Linked DNA regions of Homo sapiens: region 2 is linked to region 1. Evidence: chromatin contacts called from ENCODE Hi-C data. All regions are on one chromosome and are shown on one strand. The core of a region is the stretch at or near the end of the contact, and the rest is flanking DNA. Distances in the headings are between cores, read along the strand shown. Region 1 holds the start of CWC22 (CWC22 spliceosome associated protein). Region 2 holds the start of LNPK (lunapark, ER junction formation factor).

Region 1 (6,158 bases), core at 1,883-4,382:
CACCATGAACAAACCATGACCAAGTTAGGGATATGATGAGTAGTACAAAATTCCATTTAAATACAAGTGGACAATAAATTGAAAATATTATTCAAGTTAAGGCATGGGCATCTGAAATACAAAATGCATCACTGTGTTGTCTTTTGGGTGGTCTCAGGTACAAGCCACTGTAGGTCATTCAACAATGTGCAATCACTGGGAAGGAGAGTTAACTTCTTTTTTTCTTCTTCTTCTTTTTTTTTCTTGAGACAGAGGCTCACTTTATCGCCCAAGCTGGAGTGCAGTGGAGAGAGCTCAGCTCACTGCAACCTCCGCCTCCCAGGTTTAAGTGATTGTCGTGCCTCAGCCACCCGAGTAGCTGGGGCTACAAGCGCACAGCACCACACCCTGCTGATTTTTTTTGTATTTTTAGTAGAGACGGGGTTTCACCATGTTGGCCAGGCTGGTCTATCTCAAGTGATCCGCCCGCCTTGGCCTCCCAAAGTGCTGGGAATGCAGGCATGAGCCATCGCCGCCCCCGCCCCTCGCCCCCCTCCCCCCCAGGAGAGTTAACTTCTAAAAATTCAGCAGCTGGGAAAGCTAACAGAGCTAAGAAAGCTGGCTTAGAAAAACAATTAGGTAGTCTAGGAAGTGTCAGAACTCCAAAAAGTGATTGGAGGTACCCTATCCAAAGCAGGGAAGGATGTGGTGGAATAATAATAAATACTGGCTGGCCATGCATCCAAGTACTTTGGAGCAAGGAGGGCAGCAAACATGATTCTGAGGACGGGGGAGGATGAATCATAGCATGCCCCTAAAGGATGAGCCAGAGCAGAAGTTCTCAAACTAATTGGCATGAGAACTACTCGAATGCTTTCGGAAAAAAAAAAAAAAAAGACAGACAGACTGTTGGGCCTCCATTTCCACGTTTCCGATTCAACAGAACTGGGTGAAGCCCAGTAATTTACATTGCTAACAAGCTTCAAGGAGATGATGCTGCTGATTCAGAAGACATTTTTGGAACCAATACACCAGTGTATTAGATCAAAGTTCTTGGCCTTTAACTTATAACCAAGACAGTCTCAGAGCCCCAGTCAACTGAGTTGGGAAAGACTCCATTAAAGTGGCATGGACACTTAAAACTAGGACACTAGCCGGGAGCGGTGGCTCACGCCTGTAATCCCAGCACTTTGGGAGGCCGAGGCGGGTGGATCACAAGGTCAGGAGACAGACACCATCCTGGCTAACACAGTGAAACCCCGTCTCTACTAAAAATACAAAAAATTAGCCAGGCGTGGTGGCGGGCACCTTAGTCCCAGCTACTTGGGAGGCTGAGGCAGGAGAATGGCATGAACTAGGGAGGCGGAGCTTGCAGTGAGCCGAGATAGCGCCACAGCACTCCAGCCTGGGCGACAGAGTAAGACTCCGTCTCAAACAAAACAAAACAAAACAAAAAACAAAAAACAACTGGAAGGACACTTACAGGTGGAAAGGCAACATTCAGAACCAGAGAACAAGAATTGAGGAACAGAGAGAACTCATCAACTGTATCATAGTAGTAATTTACAATAATACAACGCTAACGCTGTGCTCAGTGCCTCATCTGCATTATTTTTCTTTATACTCAAAAAAAGACAATACAGTGAGGCAGGTATTGTATTACTACCTACATGTTTCCAGATGATGAAGCTGACACTAGAGACTTTAGGTAACTTGCTCCAAGTGACAGACCTAATAATAGCTGGATAAAACAGAAATCTTTGGTCTACTAGTCCATCACCCAGGACCAACACAAGTGGCTTTCCTCCACCTACTGATAACGCCTGTAACAATGCTTCTCCTCTCCTGGTCAAAACCACACTTTTAATGTCAATTTTAAATCTGCCCTTCCATAGTAGGATGATAATTTATGTTAACTCCTGAATTCACAAGCAATCCTAAAACAAGGTAAGTCTAAATACAGATAAGAGGTAGGTTAACTGATCTGCTGAGAACCAAGTTTGCTTGCTTATCTGCTATTTCGAGTCTCTGCACATCTAAAAATGCAAAGGAAACTCTTACCTAATTCTTGCATCTAGAATAGCCTTTCTCCAAATCCTGCCTTCTCCACTTACCTCAGAAGAATTGTTAGGATTAAATGGAAATAGGTACCGTGGTTTTTGCAGTTAAACTCAGTGAAATTAACTATTATATTTCCGTTATATAATGCTGTGTTGTAGGACCCAGAGCTCGTTAGAGAGGTGGAGCCTGGAGACCCAAGTTTGGCAGTTATTACCTCACTGGAGATAGTTCAAGTTATGGAAGGATCAAGAATGACAGATGAAGCGGGCACATGAGAAGCGAAGTGTCTTCAAGACTAAACACTAGACACTATCAGTATTTACAGGGCAAATAAATGAAAAAGAAGACGCTAATGAAATTTAAAACAAATAGTCAAAGGGATATAATGCCGGCAAGAGGCATAAGAGTGCAAGTAATTCAACTAACTTTTAATCAACTAGATCTCATTAATCCCACTCCCCTGACCCTGGGACCCGGGCACTAGGAAAGGGGCTTTGGCAAGCCCCAATGGACTCCAGAGGCTCTAAGTATAAAACGCAGTGCACAAGAAACAACACAGCACCAGCGTTGGTGCAGGATTTCAGACAGCTCCAGGAACTTCACAAGGAAGGTCAGCCGGTCCGCTCAGGCAGTCAGTTCATGGCAGCCCATTCCCTCCCCACCTGCTTGGACCTAGCCGCTCTCACACCCCTCTTGCGGGCCCGAGCGTAGCGAGAAGACCCACGCACACTCCAATGCCGCTCACAGCCGTATCAGTGAGCCCGCACCCACTCCTGGGGGTCTTTTACTTCCCACCCGATCCGGCGACCCGCCACCCCCACTCCGCGTCTCTGCCTGCGGGGACTCCACGGAGTTCGATAATTACCTAGAGCTCCACCGCGCCGCCATTACACCGGACGTACGTCACTTCCTCTTCCCGAGCACCGACGGTAGGAAGAAGGCGAATAGTGAAATATTTAAAAACTTGACGCTCAATTGGCTTGACACGTTATCCCTTTAATTTATTTCAAATACCATATCATAATACCAGAGTCAAAGTAGTCGATCCAGGCACACTGTCTTGTTGCCAAAATGGCGACAAAAAAGAGAAGTTGGCATGAACTACAAAGTCCGAAATCCAGCGCCTGTGCTGACGGAAATGAGGAAAGCATAATTGTAGTTTAGCGTGAAATGGCGCGGTGTACGATGGGAATTGTAGTTCATACAGATGCGCGCCAGCGAGTTAACATCCACGCTGCTCACTGGCAGCCTAGTAGTGTTCAGGGTCTAGCCGAATTTACTTTAAAACTATTTCACTGCATTTTGGGGAAATTTTTTTTAAAAAAGCAGTCAGTTGTCACTTTCCTTGAAAAATCTTAAGAGAGAGATTTTCCTGAGACTTTATAAGAGTTTGACCAACAGTTAAGTGCCTAATAAATTCCAAGATATCCAGGCCATAAGAATGGGAGAATATTAAATCATAAATAGAGTGAAATAATGAGGAAAAACTAATTCTATAGAGACTGTGTTGCCTCTCTTTTAGGTTAAGGTACCAACTGGTATGACCTGAGAATAAAGAGATTGCCTGGCTGAGTAGGAAGTAGCAGTTTGTACAGCGTGCAGAACTAGGGCATCAAACAGTTTCTTTAAACTTCACTTTTCACTAGTAACAAAACCTAAAAGTTCAACTACTTGCTATTTTGGAAACTCTCTTCCTAAACCAAGAATATCTTTATGTTATCAAATCTTTCATAAACCAGGACTGGTTTCTCCACACACTTCTCTATTACAGTTTTAGGGTGCTGTGCTTCCACTCCTTTCTGGAGGCAGAGTGTGATGATTAAGAATAAAAACACTGCAGTTGGACTACTTATTTTGAATCTTGAGTCCTTTTATTATTTATGGATGACTGGGGCAAGTAACTTCACATTCTGTGGCCGTTTCCTGATCTGTTAAATGGAAATACCAATAGTATCCATCCAGGCAGTAGTTTTAAGAATTGAATTAGTTGATACACAAGATGCATTTAAGATAATTGCTAGTATACAATAGTGTTATCTATTTTATTTCATATTTAAGATATTTGGCCATTGTTGATGGTGCATTTTGGTGCACCAATACAGGGCACAGGAGATGGATCTGGAGATGAACATTTGTATTCATATATTTAAAAACCCACAATACTACCGGTGATGGTTAATTCTGAATGTCAACTTGATTGGATTGAAGGATGCAAAGTATTGATCCTGGGTGTATCTGTGAGGGTGTTGCCAAAGGAGATTAACAGTTGAGTCAGTGGACTGGGGAAGACAGACTCACCCTTAATCTGGTGGGAACAATCTAATCAGCTACCATCGAATATAAAGCAGGCAGAAAAATATGAAAAGGCAAGACTGGCCTAGCCTCCCAGCCTATATCTTTCTCCCATGCTGGATGCTTCCTGCCCTCAAACATTGGACTCCAAATTCTTCAGTTGTGAGACTCAGACTGGCTCTCCTTGCTCCTCAAGCTTGCAGACAGCCTATTGTGGGACCTTGTGATTGTGTAAGTTAATACTTAATAAACTCCCCTTTTTATATATATATCCTTATATATAGATATATATATTAGGATATATATATAAGGATATATATAAAAAATAGGATATATATGTAATAGGATATATATACGTGTGTGTGTGCGTGTGTGTGTATCTATCTATCTATCTATCTATCTATCTATCTATCTATCTATATCCTATTAGTTCTGTCCCTCTAGGGAACCCTGATGAATATACTACCTCTACAACTATCAACAGAAATAGGAAAGTTAGGGTTGAGCAGAGGAGAACTAGATGGAGCTGGAAAAGAATTGGATTTGTCAGTTGGGTCCTTCAGGAAGCAGACACTGAGAAAGAGTTATGAATAATAAAGGTGAAAGGAAAATGGAGGAAATAGTAGCTCCAGAATAAAGATGAAGAGGCCTACAATGGGATGAAATGGCTAGGCCCTTGTACCAGTTTTGCTCAGTCACTGGCTAGAGCCACCCCAAGAAGAGTGTGGCCTCAACTAAAAACCCAAGGTGGACATGAAGATTCAACAGTTGAAGGCTGTCACCTAACCACACTGCTTGCAGCTAGGCTACAAGCAAGTCCTTTCTTGAAGAGGTATCTGAGCAGCATCTCTCTGTGCCTGTCACAGTCTCCATACACCCAGTCTCCATACACCTTTCAGGAACAACTTTTCCAGGGTTCTAGTGCACATTTCTTCCTAAAAAAAATTTAGAAGTGGCAAGTTAGTGAGACAAACTACACTCCCCATCTTTGGGTCCTGAGGCCACACTGAATCCATTGCCTCTCTTCTCCACTATTCATTCTAAATTTCCCTTGCTGTCAGCTACTGCTCTACTGCTCTCTATGGTAAACTGGTGGTGTAAAAATCCTAATTCCTGGGAAGTCTGAGCGCCTGGTAGTGATCTTCTTTTCAGGCAGGTGCTGCTGCATTTTTTCATTGATGGTCACTATAAGGTAAGGGATTACCAAGAGATGCTAAAGTGGATCGCCTAAGTACCACATATATTCTTACTTGCTCCCATTGTGTAACAGCAAGCGTATCTCCTCCTGCTGTTTGGATTTAGCTACCTCTGACAAAGCATTGATTCCTTTCTTGCCTACTAGCCCCTGAACTCTAGAAGTCCTGTGTTTCCAGGCACCTGCTGAGCTTAGTTCAGTGGGACACTGTGTCCCCTAGCAAGAATATATCACCTTTGGGGATTAGGACCACCAATTCCACAGAGCTCAGAGTTGCAGGAATGGGAAATACTATGTCCCACCGCAGGTCATTGGGAAAAATGGTGAGTTAGGTTACATTCCTGTTTTCATCCCTTGTTTCCTGGATCCAAGTGTTGTTCTTACTAGGGACCCTGCATCCTGAGAGACAGTACCTCATTCTTGCAGAATATTGTCTTCTAGCTGATACTTTAACTGAATCTTCAGCAGGTCATTCCAGTGCTCTATTAGGCCACCAGCTTCTGGGCATGCAGCATGTGATACATCCAGTGGAACCCATGGTCACAGGCTTGTACCACCTTTGCTATGAAGTAAGTCCTGCTTGGATGTTATGTTGTATTATATTCCACACCTGTGGATCAAGCATTGTGGA
Region 2 (6,158 bases), core at 1,051-3,550, 4.0 Mb before region 1:
TGTTGCCCAGGCTGGTCTTGAACTCCTGACCTCAAGTGATCCACCTGCCTTGGCCTCCCAAAGTGCTGAGATTACAGGCGTGAGCAACCCCACCCGACCTAAATGTGCTTTTCAATGAACAATAATGACCACCTTATTTGAATGTTTTCTACTAATGGCTATTTACACTCAGGTTTGGGTGTCAGAATTTTAAATCTTGGGAAATGTTTTTCTTAAATTTTCACCTCACTCCAAGACACATTAAAATAATGCAATAAAATAGATCTGGATTCAAAATATGGCTCAACCACATACTAGCTATGCAATCTTGAGCAGATTACTTAAACTCTGCACGCCTCAGTTATTGCATTTGCAAAATGGTAAAAATATCTACACTTCATAGAATTGTTGTATAAATTAAATGAAATTATGTATCATTTGGCACAGTGTCCGACACATAGTAGTAACTGCTTAATTGTAGCCATTATTATTACCAGAAAACACATGTATTTATATGAAACACATTTCTAACTTCTTATAAAGAAAGCACCTATTTCATAATTCTAAAATTGGAAAATTATATTAGTTTGTATTTTTACAAAAATAGATTGCTCTCATTTTCTCTAGTATAAGAAATAGAGCAAAAAATTCTGTAGACTCTGCCATTAAATAACCTTGTAGGTCTTTGAAGGAAACAGCAAAGGAAGTTCTATGTTTATCAAATTCCAAAGTTAAGTATAAGCTATTTAATCACCATCAACAGTACCTCCATAACATATTATACTATACAATTGAAGAGTAAAGGTGATTTATTCTAGAATTCTAACTTTCAAATGTCCTAACTGAAAAGACAATTCTGAAATAGCCCAAGCCACATTTATTGCTCCTCAAAAAGAATTTTAATGAAAAGTACACCTCTATTATATATTAAGCACTCTTAATATATAATGATTAGTGCTTGCTTTCATGGTAAGTCAATTTTCATCTGAACTAAATACCACCAAAAAATTACTATTTGATTATAAATGTTTCTATGTGAAGTCATATATTTTTAATAGCCATATAACTTCTCCTTTTCTTGTATTTTCTTGTTTATATAACATATAAACACTATATAAGTTTACTAACATCATTACTGAGCTGATCTCAATAGATAACAGACAACCTTAAAATTCTAATTTAAACGCACCACTCCTGTTTAAGAAAATGTGTTAAAAGTCAACTTGGTCTTCTGGGGGCTGCTGAGGAAAAGAAATGAGCATTCCCTGCCAGTTTGAACATATTCCTGAAACCAAGCTTACTCACACCCACCAAACCGCTGTTGAATAGAGTCAATTTTGTCAATGCTGACACCCAGGCCATAAAGAAAGGAGGAAACAGTAGACACCGAGCAACACACACCGGAGGCCAACTGGGAAAAGCAGAACACGGAAAACTCAGTGATTCACGGGTCTTGCTTAGTACTGTGAAAGCACCATCAGCAAAGCTGAGTTGACCAATTTCAACTCTTTCTCAATCCGTAAACTATGAACTGACGGAATTTAGATTTGTTTTTCTCCTCCTACCACGCCTCTGATACAATGCACCTTCGCCCTTCCCCTCCACCCCACAGCCCACCATCCCTGAAATAAGGACAATGGTTGGAGAGTCTCTTCTCTAAGTAGCACGTACTCCACGCCCACACGCTAGAGCCCGGCAGCATGACACTGACAGTTTTCAGTCCCTTCTGGTCTTTCTAACTCTTGGAGCCTCCGCACAACTCAGAAAGAGAAGCGGAGAGAACGCTCAAAGCGGACAGCTGAGCGTAGGAAATGCTAGTTTGGGACCTTCTGACCTCTTTGCCCCACCTGTGTCGAGATAAGCTCGACACAAGTGGGCCAAAGAGCTGGGGCTCAAGCCAGTCACCACCCGGAATCTCCTAGAACCGAGCTGGAGAAACTACCAGCCCTAGAGGGGAAACAAGGGTTTCAAGACTCCAGCGCCACCACTGCCAGTGTGCTGGGAAATCCAGGGAACAAGGCGGCGAGCCTGGGTCTGCGCGGACCACCGCGCAGCCTGACTAGCAGCCGCCGCAGAGCTCTAGGCCACTTGGCAGGAGGCGGGGGCACCAAGGAGAGGCAAGCGGGGAACCCGCAGCTTATTTCCCAGGGGCACAGCTCAGCATGCCTCCCCGCTGCAGAGCCCTCCCAACTGCCCTCGCCTTGAGCGTTCTACCTGCAAGAAGCGGGCGCAGCCCGGCCCGGGCGTCCACCCCCGCCAGTCTCGGCCGCCACCGCCCAGCCTGCCTCCAGAGCAGGCAGCAGCCGCCACTGACAGAGAGACAAGCCGGGCCAACTCCTTCCCATGAAACCCCGCGCTCCAGCCGCTCGCCAATTGGCGCCGCGGTCGGCGCGCGCCGCTCCCCCGTCACGTGACCGTACCCTGGGCGGGTAGTTGTTGGGGCGGGTCGGCCGGGAGGTTAGGATCTTGTGTTTGTGGCCTCCGCAGCCAGCTTAGGCTGCTCGGTGTCGTGTCGCAGTTATGTACTGCCATTTATTATGACTCTTAGAATATAGTTATTTCTTACTCTTCCGCTGCCTCCTTTGCTTTTAAAGCCTGTTCTGCCAAGTCTCGCTGGAGAAGGAAACCCCTGAAACTGGTCCTGGTGGTCTCAGACCGCCGCGCGAGCGAAGAGTGGGGAGGACAAAGGTTGGGGAGTTGAGAAGGATGGAGATGGGTGCATCTGGAAGGGAGTCCGTCCTGAGGAGTCCCCCATCAGCTGTCAGCCAGCCAGCAGCAAAGCAAATTAAGACTACACAGCTCCGAAGAAGCCAGTTCCCAACCAAGCCAGTGGAGAAAAGTCAGCCCGGTCCCCAGGAGTGCTTGAGGCTCTGTCACTCTTGGACGTCAAAAAGGGTCATTTGATGACTGGACGCTTACCTCACCGGTGTGAGGTAAGCTTCAAACGCCGTATCATGTTGCTTTAAAACCTGCGGGTAACAGCATAAGCTGAGTTTTCTATCTTAGAACTCTTAACCCCAAGAACACTCTTCACAGGCCCTGATAGGTGGACCCACAAAAAAACCACTCAGGCTATATTTGACTCGGATTTGAAACGCTGCCGAAACGGTATTAAGTGTCCTCCTCAACTGGAAAAGACAAATAACAAATGATGCCTGAATGAGAAAAAGACTAGACGTGCACACAGTAATGTGTGAGCAGGGAAACTTCAGCGAAGGTTTTTATCATGCTTTACCCCTTTTACATGCTTTACCCCATGTGCAAACATTTTTCATGGGTTTTTTTCTATTTTTTATTTATTTTTATTCTATTTTTTTATTTATACACAAAAAAGTTTCAATGATTTTTTAAAGAGTAATAGTTTTAATATGTTACATTTAAACTTTGACGATGCAAACAGGTTGTCAAGAGAAGCAACTGAGCATTGTTTGGTTGGTAAGAAAATTTATTATACTAGAAGCTACCGCATAATTCACTGTGCAATTTGCTTGCCCTAATTGCCTAAATATTTAGTTACAGTTCTGTACACTTGCAAGGATGAGGGGAAGGGAACTGAAGTTTAGCGTGTCACTGTGGATCAGGCACTTTCCAAATGTAGAAGAAAATGAACAGAAACATTTCACCTGTTTTGATGTGGAAATTTAACCGTTTTGTTTTTCAACCTTTGCTGTTGCAAAGTATTAAAGTCCTGTGCAGTTTTGCAAATATATCTCACCGCAGAAAGATCTCCTTTCCTAAGAAGACTGGGAAGAACGGCTTTCCACTTGCCAGTAATGTGTCCTCTGGTTTCAATTGAGCCATCAGTGTCTGTACTCCAGCCTGGGCTACCAAGCGATACCCCACCTCTGAAAAAAGGGTAGCAAGGGGACAGAGAAGAGCTGTCTGGATACACGAGATTCCAAAAACCTAATCCTGAGATAAAATTCCCTAGGGAATTGCTCTACCGAGAGTAGAGATTTGACCTGGAAAGAGAAGGGAGAGAAGTATTTAATCATTAACTCTTTTAATCCTCCCAACAACCTTTTTAGTATCATTTTTCAAATGAGGAAACTGAAATGTAGAAAGATTATGTACACTGTTGAAGGTAACACTAAGCCACTGCCTCCTTCATATCAAGAATAGTTGTTCATCGAGCAAATAAAGTGAGGGAAAGACATTACAAGCAGAGAAATCAACATACACACTATTGTGGCTGGACTTCAGGCTACAGGGTGGTTCCAAATATTTATTGACAAGGCCCTGTGTTACGTGCTGAGGATACAGAGATAAATAAACCAGCTGTCCTAAAGCCGCTGACACTAGTGAGAGAAACCTTAAAAAAAATACAATGCAGACTAAATAAGTGCTGTGATAGAGGCTAATGTTCACGGTATTGGAAAATGATAAGAAAACAGCAGCCGGAGAGAATGTGAGAAAGCCAGTGAAGGTGCTGCTTTAGCAGAGTCCAAATGTCAAGAGTTATCCCCTACTAACCCTGAAATTGTTCTGGGATAGGGTCTAAAGAATGAAATCCAAAGAACAACAGAGAAGAACACCAGAGAATACTTGGAGAGAGGAAACAAATTGCTCTAACCAATGGAGTTTTAAATGGTCTAGTTTAAAATAGGTTGAATTTACCTAGGTGTTATGAGAACTTAAGAACTTACATAAGTGGCATTCATTGGTATGGTCAAAGAGGTTAGGTAAGGCTTCTTTGAGGAAGTCACACCAGAATGGAGATCCAAAAGATGAGAAACTGAAAAAGGGAGAGTGGGAAACAGAGGGAATATCATGTGTAAAGCCTTTTTGTCAGAAGGGAACACTGCAAGCCTGAGGGACTGAAAGGAGGCTATTGTGGCTAGAGCCTAGGTTGCAGGGAGAAAGTGCACCAGTTTGAAGCTGGAGACCAGATTAAGCAGAGTCTTATTGGCCATATTAAGAACTGTAATCTTAAGAGAAAAAGGGAGGGGGAGGGCATTTGACATGATTGGATCTGTGTTTTGAAAAGATCATTCCAGCTGCAGTGTGGGAACACAAGCAGAGCCAGCACTGGACTAATTAAATCTATGAGTGGTGTTAGTGTTGGTAGGCATGCAAGTGGCTTGGGGTAGGAACAAGGAGATGGACAGAAGTGGGGGAAATGGAACAATAGGAAGTAAAGTGGAAGGTCTTGGTGATGGATTCAAATATCATGGGGTGGGATGGGGACTGAGGGAGAGGGAGGAGTCAGATAACTCAGAATTTCTAGCAGACCCAGTGGGTGGATAGTAATGCCATCATTGAGATATGGAGGACACTGGAAGAGAGCCAGGTTTGGGGGAAGAGGGTAATTTCAATTTGAACACGTTAAGTTTAAGATATTTTTGTGACTTCAAGGGAAGATGTAAACATTGGAATCTTTAGGTCTGCAGCACTGGGCTGGAGAAAAAAATATATATTACCATTTGCAATTTTTTGTTTTCTGCAGGGTACTTATTTTTTCAAAATACATATGTCTTTATTGTAAATAAGATGTTTTGTTTTTAAACATATTTAGACGCACTTGAACCCAGGAGCCAGAGGGTTGCAGTGAGCTGAGATGTCACCATTGCACTCCAACCTGGGCAACAAGAGCAAAACTCAGTCTCAAAAAATAAATAAAAATATATTGAGAACAGAATTTTAAACTAGAGCAGTTTCCCAGACTTCTCTGAGAGTCACCAGTGTCCCTTATCAAAAACTCAAATTCTCAGGCCCATCCCCTAGAGATTCTGATTTCACTTGTCTGGTATAGGGGGCCTGGAAATGTGGATTTTTTGACAAATGCCACTGGAGATTCTTCTTATTGCTGAGTTTCTCTGGGAAGTGGTATGCCAGTGCCAGAGGCTACCTGCATAAGAGTCACCACAGTGCTTATTGAAATATAGATTCTCGGGCCCTGCAGACTAAATCTATAGGGATAGAAGGGTTGTGAGGAATGGAAAAAGGAACATGGTACCATGTCAGGTGGTCCAAGACCTCACCCTTCATCTTTGACAGAGATGTTCTGCGCGTCCCACTGGGCAGCCCAGAGGAAAGTGGATGTCCCTTGCTGGGTGATGCGTATTTAGGCAGCAGGCAGCCCTCACAGTCTGCAATGATAACAGCTCTTAACCTAGGCCTTCTGCCCTGTCCACTGACATGGCACTCAGCCCACTTAGATAGTCTCTTTTTCCACCATT

What was found. Hi-C counts contacts between places; a loop is a spot of excess contacts on that map. Pooled maps may share reads with other maps.
Region 2: a loop to region 1 is called in a map of CD4-positive, alpha-beta memory T cell, with 28 times the contacts of the local background. The contact joins the promoter of LNPK here to the promoter of CWC22 in region 1. A Hi-C loop is called at or near these places in 3 of 168 maps with a recorded cell type or tissue (CD4-positive, alpha-beta memory T cell and naive thymus-derived CD4-positive, alpha-beta T cell) and 11 of 50 pooled maps.

The regions. Positions count from the first base shown.
Region 1 is chr2:180,004,165-180,010,322 of GRCh38, forward strand. CWC22 (CWC22 spliceosome associated protein) reads right to left here and starts at 3,133. Exons shown (of 20, transcript NM_020943.3): 1 at 2,703-3,133. RefSeq lists an enhancer at 2,281-2,813.
Region 2 is chr2:175,999,967-176,006,124 of GRCh38, forward strand. LNPK (lunapark, ER junction formation factor) reads right to left here and starts at 2,301. Exons shown (of 13, transcript NM_030650.3): 1 at 2,194-2,301. RefSeq lists an enhancer at 2,495-2,714.